Regions from separate parts of the Homo sapiens genome. Here all the other regions are linked to region 1. Evidence: chromatin contacts called from ENCODE Hi-C or POLR2A ChIA-PET data. All regions are on one chromosome and are shown on one strand. The core of a region is the stretch at or near the end of the contact, and the rest is flanking DNA. Distances in the headings are between cores, read along the strand shown.

Region 1 (4,177 bases), core at 1,179-3,678:
CATTTTAGTCCTGTGTTTCTATGAAGCTGATTGATAATAAGCTTATAGCTTCTGAAATTATATTATATTATTCTATATTTATTGAACACCAAAGGCAAAATCTCTATCTTTTTATTTCAAGGTACAGTGCAGACTGCTAACACTTGGAGAATTTTAATGTTATTACTTGAAGTGAGTTGAGGCTCCTAATTGGAGAATGACTGGTTGGTTATCAATTTAACTGCTTGTGAGATTGTTAGTTTTTTGAGTAGAGGTCAGGAATAACACTGCAAGAGAATATGTTTTCCAAACTCCTCCTATAAATGCACCATCCAATTAAAGAAAGCTGAGATAACATTACTTCAAGGCACTTTCAAAAAAATGATGTCAAATTTTGCACACAAGTGGAGTGCTGCTTTTATTTCACATACGTGCTCATATCTGTTTTTAATAGAATGTTGATAGAGAAATCTTGTTACTGCTGGAAAGAAATGAAGAACAAATGTTCTCTTACAACTTGCAAATTTCAACCAGTAAGTTCTGGGTTTCTTGGACTAGTGAGCATAAGTATCAGCTAGTGTGTTTTCTAAAAAAAGGTTTGTTTCTGGGCCCATATTCTGGGAGCTTCTGATTCAGTAGGTAAAAGCAGGGTGCAGCAATCAGAAATGTTTATAATTATGCCATGGGATTTGGATGCAGGTGGTCTGCAGACTTCACTTTGAGAATAATAAAAAATAAGAACCCTGATTTGTGAAAGGTCCTATAGGATCTTGGTTTCCTCTTGAGCGCAACTGTTACTAAATTATAATTCAGGTACCCAGCTGCCAGGTGAATGGCTTTATGTTTTGATTATAAGAAAAGTCAAATGGCCAAGAAACTCTTAGAACACGCTTTACAGTTCTAAAAATGTTTATCTTTTCTATTCTTTAATTGACTGAGGCTTCTGTTTAGGTTAATGCCACAAATGTTGATGCCACAAGAGTGAAGTACAGAAAGAAAGTTCATAAAAATATTTATTTGGCATCTGGCAAACTATAAAATATTTTCTCACATGTTACCTAATTTGATTCTCATGGTAGCTCTGTCGGGGAGTCAGGGCAGGTATGTGTTAATTTTGCCTATGAGCAAACAGAGGTCTGAAGAGGTTCTAACTTGCCCAATACCAGATAGTAGAAATAAACAGCAGAGAAGCCACTCCTCCTGGGACTGCTCATGCCTAGGTTATGCAGTGTTGGTTCAACTACCTTTCATGGTCCCCTAATATATCCAAATATATTCCTTAATGTCTTTCTCTCCTGACTCTTTCATCTCTAGAGACATTGCATAGGGAACATTTAACACTGTGCTCAGGAGGAAAAGGAGGAGGGTTGGATGCTATTGTGTGTTCAGGATTAAATGAGATAATATATGTGAAAGTCTTTGTAGTTATAAAATATTATACATATACAAGCATATATTATTATTGCATTGTATATTGCATATTAGATTATTGCTTATCCTTTTCAGAGCATGACTGCATCATATAGGAAACTCTTGGCCAGGCACAGTGGCTCATGCCTGTAATCCCAGCACTTTGGGAGGCCAAGGTGGGCGGATTACTTGAGGCCGGGAGTTCAAAACCGTGTCTCTACTAAAAATAGAAAAATTAGCTGGGTGTGTTGGCACACGCCTGTAATCTCAGCTATTCGGGAGGCTGAGGCACGAGAATCGCTTGAACTGGGGACATGGAGGTTGCAGTGAGCCAAGATTGCACCACTGCACTGCAGCATGGGTGACAGAGCAAGACTCTGTCTCAAAACATAATAATAACAATAAGAGAAATTCTTGAAACTTAGAGTTTCTGAGAAAAAGAGTTACCAACAATAAATTTAATAATACATTTTTAAAAATTGAGGAAGGAATACATGCAGAAATAAATAATAATTTAAAAGATAATGAGAAACTAATTAGAATAAGCTGAAACATGATTGAAGTTCGGTTGTGGGAGGAGATAAATGACTCATACTGAAAACTACCTAAAATAGCACATACAAAAGCGTTTATAAGCTTAGAATTTCTTATTTTATTTTCTCAGAATATTTCTGGTAGTTAAATTTGAGGCTTCCTGCGATGTGGGCATCTCAGAGGAACCATATAGATTGGCGCTTGTACTACAAAATATCCTAAGTTGACTGGGTTTAAATGTGGTTTTTTAAATTTACTTTTATTGTCATTTTCCCCACTTACCCTGACTTGAAGCTCATGAAAGTAGTTTTTATATCCTGAAGTCAAGGAGGCATTGTTCAGCCGCATCATTTGCCTACTTCTCATAGCTTGAAAGGGGAATAAAAGGCAGATTGCCTCACCACCTTGCTATTTTAGTCTCCTGATGTCTTGTGGTCTCGGCACCTCTCCCTGCTTGTAATTCCATATTGCTAGTTGTAATCAAATCCTACCTTGGAAAGGTCAGACTTGAGCAGGAAGAGTGCAGTCATTCCAACAGCTGTCGCTCTGGGCTCTCCCGCTGTGTCACAGTGTGAGGCGTGTGCACCACTGCACTCCAGCCTGGGTAACAGAGGGAGACTCCATGTGAAAAATAAATAAATAAATAGAATAAAATAAATGAAATAAAATTTCTTTGGAATGGCTACTTTCTCGTCTTCTTGAGCTTCATGAGGGGCTTAAAAGCAAAGATTATTTTTCTGTGACATTTAATGGCAAATACAGATAGAAAGAAATACGTTTAGGATGTTCCAGGGGTTCGAAAAACATGTTCATCCAGGCCCACTAATTTGGTCTTTTTCTTCTTATTATTCTTATTCTCACTCTTCTTTTGTTTTGGACACGGGGTATGACTCTGTCACCCAGGCTGGAGTGCAGTGGAGTCATCACAGCTCACTGCTGCCGTGGCCTCCTGGGTTCAAGGGATCCTCCCACCACAGCCTCCCAAGTAGCTGCAACTACAGGTACACGTCCCCACACCTGGCTAATTTTTGATTTTGTCTTTGGGTAGAGATGGGGTTTTGCCATGCTGTCCAGCATGGTCTCAAACTCCTGGACTCAAGCAATCAACCTGCCTTGCTCAGCCTCATACAGTGCTGGGATTAAAGGTGTGAGCTACCATGCCCAGCCTAATCTGGTCTTTAAAACCAGAAAGTTATCAAAATATTTCAAATTCCTTATGGACGCAGAACTTCAAGCTGAAACATCCTTTCTAGGCTCTCGTTTACACTCCATTTTACTTCCATATTTGAATAATGTTTTTTTTTTTCTTCCTTTTTTTTTTTTTTACCCTTTTTGTGTCACAGTATAAATAATCTTTAGAAGGATAAGCCTCTGCTGACAATAGAGCTCTATTTACTAAGTATCTACTATATACCACACCCTGGAGCAGGACCACCAACATTATCTCATTTGGAATTCTTAATCGCTAGAGATGTTGTTTACCATCTTGCAGATAAGGAAATGAAGATCAGAAAAAGTAGGTAATTTGCTTAAAGCTACAGGAATGAGACACAAAAATGTGAAGTCAGGTCTATCTTACTCCAAAGCCTGTGCACCATGTTTGAGTGTAAGCATATGTGTGATTTGTTTTAAAGAGATAATACGCCTCTATTTGTTCCAGCTTCTCTACTTGCTAATTGACCACATGCAAGTCACTCGACATCTTACAAGGTCAGTTTCTTTGACTGGAGAATGGGAATGACAATTCTTTTTTTTTTTTTTTTTTTTTTTTTGTCAGACGGAATCTCTCTCTGTCACCCAGGCTGGAGTACAATGGCGCGATCTTGGCTCACTGCAACCTCTGCCTCCTGGGTTCAAGCAATACTCCTGCCTCAGCCTCCCGAGTAGCTGGGACTACAGGCATGCGCCACCATGCCCGGCTAATTTTTTGTATTTTTAGTAGAAATGGGGTTTCACCATGCTGGCCAGGCTGGTCTCAAACTCCTAACCTCGTGATCCGCCCGCCTCGGCCTCCCAAAGTGCTGGGATTACAGGCGTGAGCCACCGCGCCCGGCAGGAATGACAATTCTTATTCCTTGCACTTTATAGGATTATTGAAGAAGTAAAACGAGAAGACATAAATGGTGGCTTCTAAGAGCACCCAAACACTTTCAAATCACAGGTGTGCATTAGTGAAGGTTAGGTTTGGCTGCCCATGGTAGAAAATCCAAAATGACTGCAGCTTACACAAAAAAGAAATCTACTTCTCTCTCAA
Region 2 (4,177 bases), core at 437-2,936, 120 kb before region 1:
GAAATTGTTCTAAGAAGCCACATTTGCCCCTCGATTTGTTTTTTGGTTTGTTTGTTTGTTTGTTTGTTTGTTTGTTTTTGAGATGGAGTCTTGCTTAGGCTGACTGCCCAGGCTGGAGTGCAGTGGCGTGGTCTCGGCTCACTGCAACCTCTGCCTCCTGGGTTCAAGCGATTTTCCTACCTCCGTCTCTGAGCAGCTGGGGTTACAGGTGCCTGCCACCATGCCCAGCTAATTTTTGTATTTTTAGTAGAGACGGGGTTTCACCATGTTGGTCAGTCTGGTCTCGAACTCCTGACCTCAAGTGATCAGCCTGCTTCAGCCTCCTAAACTGTTGGGATTACAGGCATGAGCCATCGTGCCCAGCCTGCCCCTCAAATTTTGATGTCTCCCCTGTATCTGACTCATTGAGATTGCTTGATAAAAATGTGTTGAATGAAAAGCTGAATATTTTAATAAAGAGCCAAGAGCATATTAAAAATAAAGTTTCCTAGAGATACTGGCCACTTTCGGCCCGGCCACAGGCCTTTCTGGGGAGTGTGCTCCATCTGTAGTCTTTGCTCTGTAAACTCATGAGCTGCACCCCACACACGCACAGAGATTTCAGAAGCCTGACCTCAAGACAGCCAGCACATAGGTTTGCCATCACATACTCAGGAGCTGGCACACAAAGATGAGCTGGGCCAACCAGAGTCTTTCCTTTGGCAATTTGGACTCAACAACAAGGAATGAATTGCCAGGAAGTAATTTTATTGGAGCTGTCAAATTGCCACAGGCTCACGTAAGCCAAAGCCACGTGCAAGATGAAGTTATGACGTGGCATAGAAAAGAGAGAAAAAGCTGGTCAGAAAAGAATGTCTTTCACAAAGAAGGGAACAACAAACACCGGGGCCTACTTGAGGGTGGAGGGTGGGAGGAAGGCGAGGATCAAAAACTACCTGCCGGGTACTAAGCTTATTACCTGGGTGACGAAATAATCTGTACACCAAACCCCCGAGACACACAGTTTGTCTACGTAACAAACCTGCACCTAAAATAAAAGGTTAAAAAAAAAAAAGAAGAAGAAAGTGATGTCACCGAGAGATACTGAGTCAGAGAGGTCATGAGACAGGGGACATGAAAGAGATCAAAGGAGAGAGACCAGGGCCTAAAACTGGGGAACATCTAGGGCCTTATGACCTTCTGATCCATTCTGGTCTGTGTGGATATTTTCAGGTAACACCCAAGCCCTGCCCTGAAGTAAAGTGGGTCTCTGTTCCTTAGAGGTCAAAGAGCATTATTTAAAACAGTTAAGTTCCCTAGGAACCCAGCCCCCAAACAGCCTACTAAATTTTTCAGAGCTGAATAATTTCCCTTGCAAAAGGGGAAGATTTTAAATATCTTAGAACTGTGGATCCTACAGTCAAAATTCCCAGTTTACCGGTTGTCAAAAGGTTTGTTTAGATATAGTGCAGGAAAGAGGGAGAAGATGGGAACCAAGTGGCCTTCCCACGGCTTCCCATGGCTTCCCACAGTTAACTTGGAGCTCTTTTCCCAAGTCACACCCATGCTATTTTCCTGCCTCCTGGATGAAGCCTGTTGCAAAAGCTCTGAATTCCAACCTTGCAAATGCACCCGATGATGCATATAGCTGCTTGCTCCCGGAGGCTACTGGGCTGCTTCCCTTAGTCATAACGTAGGCATGGATCTTTCCCATCAGTGATGACGTTTTTACAAGATCAGTTATGTTATGAGTTTGTTGAGTAATAACACTGAATTTGTTATTTTATAAATGTGCAAAAACATGACCAAAGAGTGTCTTAAAACATGCCACAAGTAGAATGTTATGCATAGTAACAGATTTAAAGACATTAGTATAAAACTCAGTAGCTATTCAGACCAACAAAATCTGAAAAAATAAATATTTGAATATTTATGCTTCTCTTGAACATAGTCTCTGCTTCTTTTGCATAGTAACTTATTTGTTCCTTTTAAAGTATATTTGTTGATAGTTTCTTGGATTTCGACTTTCTGATTTGGGGAAAAATTTTTAGTCAATTTATGTAAAAGTATAATTGTGGAGTCTTCAATGGATTCTTAAAAAACTATTCTTTTTTTTGTAATAGAAAATGTTTGGCCCTTTTTGTGCTTCATGGATTTGTTGAGTATAAAATTTGAGAAGATTTTATTAGGTTATACTTTTGCCTGAAAAGTAGAATTACCTAATTAAGTTATATAATTATATTATAGAACTGAATTAGAATTGTTTTTAAGCTAAGTAACACATCAGGAGAGTGGCTAAGTTTTGTTGATTGTGAAATCAATTTTTATTCAGTTTTACTTTTTAAGTAAAGCCTGATGAAGGACAAGACCAAGATGTCAAACAGATAGAGTGAGAAACTTGGCAAAGCTAGATTCTTGAATTGAATTTTGTCTCATGTTTGAAGTTGAGGTTTCCCCAAGACTGGCTACAAACTTTATATTTTAGCCACTAAAATCTGAAAGAGTCTTGCTGTATCTGAAAGGACAGAACATTTATGTATTTCACCAGGATAACTCCTGGGGTGCCTGCAGTGTTGAGTAAGCTTTCACTCAACATTGCCTGTGGATTTGAAAATGTAGCAGGGTAGGGTGGTGCAAAGAAAGGTAGAGCTGGGTGTGTGGACTTTGCCAACCATCAAAGCCAACAGCCCTTGTGTGTTCAATGCTTTATGTATTCAATGGTTCACTTATAGAGGGACTGTGAAAATTTAACCTGAATTATTCCTGTGACCTAATAACAGGATCTCCAAACAGCCCAAACTCCTTTGGTTTAGAGAATGCCTTTGTCTATATTTGCTTTATTACGTGAAGATAGACAGACGCTTTATATACAGGGGGCATGCATAAGCCTACCTATTTGAATTGGTGTGTGTTACATCTATGGGGGACTGAAGCACCAAATGAATAGACCTAGACCCTATAATTTCTTTCTTACACATATGTAATCATATTACCAAAACAAAGCAATCCTCAGCTGCTATATACATATGTGTTTGTTTGTGTTTCCAGGCATTATAGATTATGTTCATTTCATCTGCATCATTTTCTTGGAAGCTGCTAATGGGTTAAAAGCATGTCTCCTCTTTTCCCTGGAAGCTGCCCACAGTGCCTGAGATAATGTTGTGCCCACAGAGATGGTTCAGAGAACACGGTGGTCCCTAAGAGATGACTAAGCTAAATATGGGAAGAGTAAATTATTTTCTGTTTCCTTCGTTCCTTCCTTCCTTCCTTCCTCCCTCCCTTCCCTCTCTCTCTCTCTCCCTCCCCATCCCTCCCTCCCTTCCTTCCTCCCTCCCTCCTTTTCTTTTCTTTCTTTCTTTCCTTCCTTCCTTTCTTCCTTTCTCTTTCTTTCTTTCCTTCCTTTCTTTCTCTCAAATAAAGAAGTTTGTTTTTCATTTCTCTTCACACACTTTGTAAAATACATTGCTTATGGCACTCACATCAGAAGCTCCTTTTCTATTTTCACCATTTAATTCTAGTCGTTCCCTCAAATTACAAAAGTGCTAAAAATTATAAATATTTCTGAGGAAAACAACATAAAAAGTCTTGTGAAACTTTATACAAATGGCACTTGAATTTTTTTTAATTGCTTCTTAGACTCTTTTTTTCTTTCTTTCTTTTGTTTTTTTTTTTGAGACAGAGTCTCACTCTGTCACCCAGGCTGGAGTGCAGTGGCATGCTCTCCTCACTACAACCTCTACCTTCCAGGCTTAAGCAATTCTCCTGTCTCAGCCTCCTGAGTAGCTGGGATTATAGGCATGTACCACCATGTCCAGCTAATTTTTGTATTTTTAGTAGAGACAGGGTTTCACCATGTTGGCCAGGCTGGCCTTGAACTCCTGACCTCAGGTGATCTGCCCACCTCAGTATCCCAAAGTGCTGGGATTACAGGCTTGAGCCACTGCACCTGGCCTGAGCCACCACATCCCGCTAGACTTTTCAACCAAAGTGGTTTAAAATGGCAGGGGGTCATGAACACAAACCCAGAGTCCCTCAGTCTCAGGCTAGTCTTCCAACTTACTGCTGTAAACCCAACATTTCTTGGATTTCTCCTCTTTCATCTTATTCATTTTTCCTTCTGCCTTGTAATAAATATTCAGATTTGATTTCACGTAATTTCCTTGAAATCTTCACATAAATGTGGATACTCTTGAGAGAT
Region 3 (4,177 bases), core at 677-3,176, 65 kb before region 1:
CGAATCTATGAGTTTCTCTCAGAAAATGGTAAGATCATTGCTCTGTGCAAGAAAGGAGGGTGTATGTAAGGAGTATGTGACAAGCTTTGCAGGGACAGAATTCACAACAGAGAGCAGCTAAAGGAAGAGAAAGTACAAGTGACACTAAAGGGAAGGTGATTTTCAAATCCACCCTTGCTTATCTCAAACCAGTGCATGATTTCCTGATGAAGCCATTTGTCCACCCTACAGTGCTGTTGTTTCTAAAAATTCCTACCACAGAATAACAACTGTCAACACCTGCCTCAGACACAGCAGTAGGGAAGACTGCAAGTGGGAAAGAGATTTAAACACACCAACCTTTTTAGGAACAAAATCACTCATATCAGCTGATTTGCTGAATTAAAGGATTTTTTAAAGTATATGGTATTCTTTGACATAGTATTGGCTGAATAATCATTTAACAAATGTCACTGGTGGATGAATTAAGTAAGAAAGGTGTCACGTTGGCTCTTCATACAGACATTTGGCGAGTAATTGGCACTAAAAGGATTCTGATTTCTTCCCCTGCCATTTTGATCTTTCAAGTTTTAAAATAGCAAATAACATTGGTCCTTAGGGTTGGTCCATGTTAGAATCACAATGGACAGAGACCCTGAAAAACTGTACAAAAGAGGGAGGAACAGAACAGAATGGAAAAAAGTTATGGAAATTTTCCACCCATGGATGGGACACACCCTCATGCAAACAAAGCTCTGCGGCGAAGACTATATTTCATAAAAATGTGATAAAACACTTGCTGAGCCCTGAGGGGATGAACAATGGTTCTTTTTATTTTATTTTTTTTAATCTTCCAAAATTCAGTCTCACATGCTGAGCAGTTGAAGGGAAAGGCCTTTTGTCATATCTGTTTCCAAACATCTATTTCCTTTCTGGAGCCCCAGAAGTTTGAGTTGCTGTCACAGTGAGGAGCTCTCTTGTGTCAGCCACTCTGATTCTATGTCCTTGTCCTAACTAGGTTGTCTGCCAACGCTAACTGGCCAGCTCTGACAGGAGGTGCGTGGCCCAGGAGGAGCCATCAGGCCAGTTCTCTGGGATACTGCTGTGTCTCCAGCTCTGCAGTTTGCTCTTCGTCACTCAGCGGCAGACGGAGAGGCAGACACGAGCCCCTTGTGAGCCCTCCTCCTTACCGTCATCTCACAATGCTCTGAAATAAGGAGGCAAATGGCTGAGGTCCCCTCAGTTGTGAGTATCTTGCTTCCTTCCCCAATGCCTCTTCAAACCACTTTGTCAAAAACAACAACAACAACAAAACAAAAACAAAAACAAACAGATTCTTGTGTTCATGATACTAAAACAAAATTGCGTAAGGTCTGTTGCTTAAGATTAAGCACTGGCCGGGCACGGTGGCTCACGCCTGTAATCCCAGCACTTTGGGAGGCTGAGGCGGGCGGATCACGAGGTCAAGAGATCGAGACCATCCTGGCTAACACTGTGAAACCCTGTCTCTACTAAAAATACAAAAAATTAGCCGGGCGCGGTGGCAGGCGCCTGTAGTCCCAGCTACTCGGGAGACTGAGGCGGGAGAATGGCGTGAACCCGGGAGGCGGAGCTTGCAGTGAACTGAGATCACGCCACTCCACTCCAGCCTGGGTAACAGAGCAAGACTCCGTCTCAAAAAAAAAAAAAAAAAAAGATTAAGCACTCAAAAAATGTCAAAGTTGGTCTTAAAAATCTGGCTGTGGTTAATGGGATCAGCTGCATTTTTCTTTAAAATGATGTAACCCATCTCCTCCATTTTACTTTTGCATTTGACTTTCCAACTTCCACGCGAAGGAACAGCATGTGGTTTACTTGTGGTCATATGTTACATGTTGCTTTGGTGCTTTACAACTTTCAAAAAGCTTTTATACAACAGTGATATCATCAGTTCCTCAGATAACCCTGTGATGTGGGTAGGTTGATGGATACTCTATCATCATTTCCCATATGAGGAAAGAAGAGTAAATAAGTTACACAACATGGACGAGGTCACCCTGCACTTCAGAGGTGGAACCAAATTCCAACAGAAGCATTGAATTTCTAGACGAGTTTTTGTTTGTTTTTTATCTTTTCCATCACACCAAGCCACCTCTGTGAAGGAAAATTGTATGCATCTCCCTAATCCAACATTTTTCATGTTAATTATCCACTAAATTACAGCCACAATTTGGTAGTCTCAGTAGCTATTCTGGTTTGAGGACAACTTTTTCCAAATTTCCATATTTTTTCTACTACTTTATCATTTTCTTCTCTACTTGGAATGCCATACTTAACATTCACAACAACACCCTCTTTTATCTTTCTTCTTTCTTCCCTTTCTCTGTTTTTTTCTTTTTCTCCCTTTGTCTCTCCTCTTTTTCTCTCTGCCTTTCTCTGTCTCCTTTTTGTGTGTTTATTTTTGTTTTAGTTTTAGAGACAGGGTCTTGCTATGCTGCTTGGGCTGGTCTCAAACTCCTGGGCTCAAGCAATCCTTCTGCCTTAGCCTCTCAAAGTGCTAGATTATAGGCATGAGCTGTCATGCCCAGCCTAGTTTTGTTTGTTGATTGCATACTGAAAGTAACACATGACTAGAATATAAGAGAACTGAGTTTGAGATATTATAATTTCACATAACCTCTATAGGTCTCTGTTGTTTTATCTCTAAGATTGTTTTTTGTAAAATAATGATTTTCTACACAAGTGAAGAAGAGGGAAGGGAAAATGGGATTTTTGTGCTAATCAAAAATAATATGTGGTTAAAAAAATTGAGGGCTACCTAATTTGTAGGTTTTCTTATTTTAAGTAATAGATGATAGGATCAAATCCAGGTCTTCTGTCTACAAGTCAAATATTTAGGAAGCTGCTGGGTGCAGTGACTTGCATCTGGAGAGGCTGAGGCAGGAGGATCACTTAAGTCCAGGAGTTTGAGGCTACAGTGAGCTACAATTGCTCCACTGCACTCCAGCCTGGGTGACAGAAGACTCCATCTCTAAAACAAAATAAAACAAAACCAAAAACAAACAAACAAAAAAAATTATTTAGTGATTTTATTTTTTAGTGACTTTGTTAGCCTTACCAATAAGTTACTTTTACTTTTTTTTTTTTTTTTTTTTTTTGAGACAGAGTCTCGCTCTGTCCCAGGCTGGAGTGCCGTGGTGTGGTCTTGGCTCACTGCAACCTCTGCCTCCCGTGTTCAAGCGATTCTCCTACCTCAGCCTCCCGAGTAGCTGGGATTACAGGTGGGTGCCACCACTCCTGGCTAATTTTTGTATTTTTAGTAGAGATGGGGTTTCACCACGTTGGCCAGGCCGGTCTCGAACTGCTGACCTCGCGATCCTCCCACCTCAGCCTCCCAAAGTGCTGGGATTACAGGCATGAGCCACCACGCCCAGCACCAGTAAGTTATTTTTAATATGAAATTCCAAGACAGGATATACAAAATTTAGGAAAGAAAGAAGCCAGAATTTTAACAAGCTACTCCTGTCTTCACTATTATTAATACCAGATAATTTCTCATATTGATGGCATTTTTTTCTTAGAAACTCTAATCTAACAGTCAACAAAAAAACTACAATAAGCAAAAGAGGATATGAGACGATTATTCTAGCATTCTATTTTTCTGGTTCTCTTTGTCAAGCTAAGCGTTATGAGGTAATGGGGGTGTTTGTTCTGACTGGAAATGTGTTGCATTTAGATATTATATACAAAGGTTTTTCCTGGAATAACATCGTTATTTAGCTAAAAAGCTATAGCTCCATAGACTTGTGTGCTCTGAACACAGCTGCATAATTAGTAATCATCATTAATCATTTCTACTTCTGTACTTTTATCACCAACAAAATTATAGCAACCTATATTTTTAGTAAATTTTAATTGCAAGTTTAATTTGATATTTATTTATCACTATAAGAAGCAGTTTGCTGAACTGATTACGCAAATTTAAAATGATGTTTCTGAAGATAGAAATAAAACTTCCCACCAGGAATAAACAGACTTTTCAAAAGAAGAATATCTGCCTCTTGGCAAAAAAAAAAAAAAAAATAGAAAAAAAGAAAGGCTTTTAAGTTTTTTCCACCTTTAATGTGAAAATGAGTATTCATACGGGATGGCTTTAGACTACCTATTAGAAAATGCATATCAAGTAAGAGATGTATAATTTATAGAGTTGATTGCTTTG

Evidence for each region. A loop is a pair of places that touch in the nucleus more often than their neighbours do. ChIA-PET counts read pairs that join two places held with the same protein, here RNA polymerase II (POLR2A). Pooled maps may share reads with other maps.
Region 2: POLR2A ChIA-PET joins it to region 1 with 12 read pairs in MCF 10A. The contact joins two enhancer-like sites. A Hi-C loop is called at or near these places in 1 of 50 pooled maps. POLR2A ChIA-PET finds 5 or more read pairs at or near these places in 2 of 52 experiments (MCF 10A and activated naive CD4-positive, alpha-beta T cell).
Region 3: a loop to region 1 is called in a map of psoas muscle, with 2.1 times the contacts of the local background. The contact joins two enhancer-like sites. A Hi-C loop is called at or near these places in 2 of 168 maps with a recorded cell type or tissue (astrocyte of the cerebellum and psoas muscle) and 3 of 50 pooled maps. POLR2A ChIA-PET finds 5 or more read pairs at or near these places in 6 of 52 experiments (A549, GM12878, MCF 10A and 3 more).

Annotation. Positions count from the first base shown.
Region 1 is chr6:134,463,087-134,467,263 of GRCh38, reverse strand. All of the region lies in intron 2 of CT69 (cancer/testis associated transcript 69), which reads left to right. It overlaps LINC01010 (long intergenic non-protein coding RNA 1010), which reads right to left. Exons shown (of 3, transcript NR_038217.1): 2 at 2,415-2,523. Among named protein-coding and RNA genes, the nearest start is that of CT69, 14 kb to the left of the region's middle. Within about 2 kb of position 2,428, at least 3 of the 41 ENCODE cell types and tissues checked have a DNase peak (open chromatin) inside an H3K27ac peak, as active enhancers do.
Region 2 is chr6:134,587,165-134,591,341 of GRCh38, reverse strand. No RefSeq gene overlaps it. Among named protein-coding and RNA genes, the nearest start is that of LINC03002, 49 kb to the right of the region's middle. Within about 2 kb of position 1,686, at least 4 of the 41 ENCODE cell types and tissues checked have a DNase peak (open chromatin) inside an H3K27ac peak, as active enhancers do.
Region 3 is chr6:134,527,885-134,532,061 of GRCh38, reverse strand. LINC03002 (long intergenic non-protein coding RNA 3002) reads left to right here. Exons shown (of 3, transcript NR_125856.1): 2 at 998-1,224. Among named protein-coding and RNA genes, the nearest start is that of LINC03002, 10 kb to the left of the region's middle. Within about 2 kb of position 1,926, at least 5 of the 41 ENCODE cell types and tissues checked have a DNase peak (open chromatin) inside an H3K27ac peak, as active enhancers do.